Regions from separate parts of the Homo sapiens genome. Here region 1 is linked to region 2. Evidence: chromatin loops called from intact Hi-C (ENCODE). Cell type or tissue: heart right ventricle. All regions are shown on one strand.

The links. A loop is a pair of places that touch in the nucleus more often than their neighbours do. Peaks named below come from ENCODE experiments on the same cell type or tissue, not always from the same donor. Only the 100,000 strongest peaks of a DNase experiment are listed, where the experiment ranks them.
Region 1: a loop joins it to region 2, with 8 times the contacts of the local background. A loop is called at or near these places in 6 of 110 quality-filtered maps.

Annotation. Positions count from the first base shown.
Region 1 is chr1:166,378,341-166,380,840 of GRCh38, reverse strand. No RefSeq gene overlaps it. Among named protein-coding and RNA genes, the nearest start is that of LINC01675, 110 kb to the left of the region's middle. In heart right ventricle, no CTCF peak of the experiment used is centred here; a DNase peak (open chromatin) is centred at 1,150; H3K27ac peaks cover 1,568 bases.
Region 2 is chr1:166,306,990-166,309,489 of GRCh38, reverse strand. All of the region lies in intron 1 of LOC112268276 (a long non-coding RNA gene), which reads right to left. Among named protein-coding and RNA genes, the nearest start is that of FAM78B, 140 kb to the right of the region's middle. RefSeq lists an enhancer at 1,985-2,500. In heart right ventricle, no CTCF peak of the experiment used is centred here; a DNase peak (open chromatin) is centred at 1,469; H3K4me3 peaks cover 516 bases; H3K27ac peaks cover 2,024 bases.

The DNA of each region.
Region 1 (2,500 bases), 71 kb before region 2:
CTATTTGAAGAGCCTTACTCCGGCCTATCTTTGTTAGGATGCTGAGGCATTATATTACAAGGTTGACAGCACAGAAAAATTATCAGACACAAACTGAGTGAATTTTGATGGGACAAGTGCCATGAAGAACATCAGGGAAAACTGCCCAAATGTAATATGCTATAGAAATATTATACACAATAGAATATTCTCACTGGTTATATGCAGATATAGCAGAGAAATATTACAGTCTCAAGGGTCTAGAAGCTGAACATGAGTCAGCAGCACTGCGATATTGTTTAATACAGCAGAAATGGGATTCGGAAGCAGACAGGGATGGAACATTCTACTCAGCACATTTGAGTGCTCTCGCTCTTTTTTATTATTCTCTAATTGTATCTTTTGTGTAAGTCTTGTCTCCCCAATGAGATTAAAGACTCCCGAAGGACACAGGCCTTGATTCGTCCTTTGTATCTTTTTACCACCAACAAGAAAATATATGTTAGAGAAAGAGAGAGAACTTGGAATCTAAGAGGAGGCCGACGGTGTTTTGAAATTCTATAATTTCAGAGGGAATTTGCTTAAAAGATATGAGCAAAGAGAAATGAAACTAAAATTAAGAGGTGTCTTGATGTCAGCCTAGAAAAGAGATGACTGAAAGAACACACAATGACAGTAATGGCTACCATTTATTGAGTGCCTGTTAAGCTACAGTCAATGAATATCCATTATCTCTAATTTTTACAATGACCCTGCAGGGTAGCTTTTAGTAGCCCCATGTCACAGTCAAGAAAACTAAGAGAACTTAAATAATGCTGCTCATGATTATAAAACTACCAAGTGACCGAGCTAGAGTTAGGGCCAGGGCCGCCTGGTTGTGAACTCCAAGTCCTTTCCATGGGCCCATTTGCCATCCTGAGAACAGAGAACAGGTTCTATCTCTGTTGGAGCCAAGAAATAGACCTTACATAGCAAGAGGAACTTCAGGCCTATGGGAGAAATAGCTTTCAAGCCAGGAGGATGGTCACTGAGAGCTCCATATCTCAGCCTCGCAGCTGTGGAGGCTGACATGTGGGCATATGGAGTCCAGTGCAGAGGGATCTACAGGACCTTCTGGGGCTCAGGCAACTCTTCCTGAAGTCCTAGCGTCATAGGAACATGCAAACCCTAGCTGCCCTGGAGGTGGTCCAGTTCTGTTTCTATTTGTGTCCTTTCCATGTCACTTTGGCTGACTCATCCTCCTCCTCTCCACAAGGGAGCTCAATCACTGTCCTTGTCATAATGAAACAAGAGATCTTAAAACAAGCTTTCCTCACTAGAAGTTGCAGGAAAAAGATCCCTGTTACAGCAAAAAAAAGAGTAAAAAGAGACTGAACAAAATGTTAAGTATTGAATTTAGAGGGTTTGGTTTTTTAATGTCCCCTTAGACTTCTCTGATTTTTCCACAGTCTCAAAATCAAAATGCTCGTCTTTCAAACTAGGCAAAATATTACATATATTTAAAATAATGTAAAAATTTAGGAATAAAATACCTACACAAGTTTTAAGGAAAATACTGAAAGTTATTATGTTCAATTACAACCTTTTCTGGTACTTCCCACTGGTGAATAATCTTATGTTTTCATTCTACTCTTGTGATCTGAAACATGTTCCTCCCATGCCATAAATTAAAACGAATGAGCAAACATATAAAGGCATTTTTTTAAATGTCAACAAAGTGCACATGCTATAAAGTTGACTAACATCAATAGCATTTGAAATAAACAGTTAACAAACTGGTGGTCACAGAGATAACATGTCAGGCAAAGGTGATTCCTCCCCCAAGGAATTTGAGCCAGGCTAGCCAGAAACCTCAGCACACTCAGGAAAGCAGTCTGGGGTTCTATTTGACTGTGATGCTGGGAACTCCCAGGGCAGAAATATCCCACTCTATACTGTCAGTGCTAGGCAGAGAGCAACTCTCCAGGCAACGCAAGATGCATTGACAGCCAAATGGGGACGTTTAGACTTCTTTCATTTCTCTCACTTTGCAGGTATTCATAGCCGGTCTCAAAAGGATCTTTTCAAATAGAAGCACCTTCTCATTCCACTATACCAAAATATCCTGGAAGATGTTTTCGAGAAAGGAAATAGGTGCTCCTCAGAGCCAGCAGACCTGAGGGGAGAGTGATAAATAACTCATTGGTTGGTTCTCCTAGACAGAGATCATAGGTCATAAATTCATAGAGAATTGTCACTGAACAGGATCTTAGACCAGAAATTCTCAAATGTGAATGTTATAGGAATCATCTGCGGATCTTCCAATGCAGATTCTGACTCGGTACCTTGGAGATGAGACCTGAGATGCTGTGTTCTATCACGCCTCCAGTTCATGTTGATGCTGCTAGTCTAAGGACCACATTTTGAGTATGCTCAACTTTACTTATAATAGGAGAACTGCAATTAAAACCATAAGGCTAAATGCCATTTTTCACCATTTTGTCACCACCATATACACTTCACCAATGTATAAGACACTTAC
Region 2 (2,500 bases):
GGATACAGAGCAACAGGAACTTTCATTCAGTGCTGATGGGAATGAAAAATGGTACAGCCACTTTGGAAAACAATTTAGCAATTTCTTGCAAAATTAAATATACTTACCATATAATCTGACAGTCATGATCATTGATATTTACTCAAATGAATTAAAAACATATGTTCACACAAAAATCTGCTCATAGATATTAATAGTAGCTTTATTCGTGATTGCCAAAACTTGTAACCAACCAAAATGTCATTCAGTAGGTGAATGGTTAAATAAACTATGGTGCATCCAAACAATGATATATTATTCAGAAGTTTTTAAAAAAGCTATCAAGCCATGAAAACACATGGATAAAATTTAAATGCATATTACTAAGTGAAGGAAGCCAATCTGGAAAGGCTATGTGCTGTATGATTCAAACAATATGACATTCTAAAAAAGGCAGAAAGGATCAGTTGTTGTCAGGTGTTGAGGGGAGGGAAGAATGAGTAGCAGGAGCACGGAGGATTTTTAAAGCAGTAAAAGAATTCTGCTTGATATTATAATGGCAGTTACATGTAATTATATACCTGTCAAATCTGTAGAATGTACAACACCAAGAGTGAACTCTAATAAAAACTATGGACTTATGTGATAATAATGGGTCAATGTAGGTTCATTTTTGTAAAAAATGTACCACTGTGGTGTGGGATATTGGTAGTAGGGGAAGCTGTGTATACATGGGGACGAAGAGGGTTACAGGCTCTGGACCTTCCAGTTGGTTTTGCTGTGAACCTAAAACTGCTATAAAAATAGTCTTCAAAATAATAATATGAAGAGTAATAATAATAATAATAATAATAGCCAACATTCATGGAGGGGTGGCTTTATGCCAACCATTGTGCTCATGAGTTTGATAATAATCACTGCCAGTATTTGATTAAGTCTTTACTAAGCGCCAGATTATACTAAGTATATTAAACACATATCTCATTTATTCCTCTCCAAAATACTGAAGGGGAGGTCTTACTTCCCTCATTTCACAGAAGAGTCTTGTCCAAGGTCATGATGGAGCCAGTGCACAATCACAATTAGTTTCCTTCCTTTCTTCCATCTGCTGAAAGTCTAAGGCAGGTCTGCTTCTAGACCACAGCAACCAGACCAGAAGTGAAGGTAAGATTCTTTAAACCAAGCATGACCTGGGGTGTTCAAAAGGCCTCTAGTATGAACCCAGAACTCTATAAAGCCGGCAGGCAGAGCAAAGATAGGCAAACCACCTTTGTAAAAGACATCACTTCTCTGCCATGAGAAGAATAAGCCTTCATACAGGAATGGATTTCACTAATAAAAGGCAGATGCCCGAGAAGCACTTTTTGTTCCAATGCTTGATGCCAGCCACAGTCCCAAAAGATGATTAGAATAGAAACACTTCATTGCTGATCAGGTGGGTCTGGTTGGTGAGATTCCCAGCTGTCATATTAGAACATACCAACGTGATAATCACCAGGCCACAGCGGCCACGGTTGACTGGCTCCGCTGCTGGCTCATTCACAACAGTGTCAGACACAGCTTTTCCCTGGAAATTCCCTCCACAAGCCCAGTGTTTCCCCAAGACCCATTCAATCAACTGCTTAATCAATTACTCCGGTGATGTTTTAAATGCCTGAGAGAAACTTGAATGTAAAAGAATAACATTGCCCCTCTGCTCTCAAAGACACTTTCATCAATCAAAGTCTCCCCCAGAGCTGGTAAGGGGCAGGAGAGGGTGTCAACCCCCTCCAGATTCCATGGCCACTACATAATGGAGGAGAGAGATTATAATCCTACAGAATCCAAAATCTGGATGCTGTTAGGCAGGCAGAGGAGGGGCAGGATGCTAGTTAGCAATCAGCAAATGCCCACCACGGAGGGTCTCTGGATTCACTGAGCCTCTCCATTAACTAGATCACCAGGGAAAAGAAGGACATAGATGCCTTGAGAAACCACAGATGTCAAATACAGTCATATATATTACCTCACTTCATTCTCTCCTCAGCCTTGTAAATTAGGTTTAATTTTATCAATTGGCAGGCAACAGGAGGTCGGAGGATTTAAGTATCTTTCTCACGTTGATAGAGGCAGTAGGTACTTAAGCCTAGATTTGAAGCCAAGTCTATTTGGCTTCAAAGTTCTTGCTCATTTTACTGAATTGTTACCTCCCTCAAAAGGCAATGACAAATTTTTTACTGGATTCTGGGACTCAACAGTTAGTGAATAGGAATAGAGAAGCAAATTCTGAGACATGAGCATTGGGAATCAGGGAGAGGTGAGAAGGCAAGGCAGTTAAGTGATTAAGTGTAATGACACTGACAGAGAATACAAGTCCCCTGAGTAGGGAATCTCCATACATTAGTGCATTATAATGGAAATTTAGTTGGGACTATGCCATCCAAAATAAAATTTACATTTCTCTGCATTATATGTGGCCACATGTGGTCATGGAACTAATCTCAGGACAATAAGATGTATACAGAATGCCAAATGGAAGTTT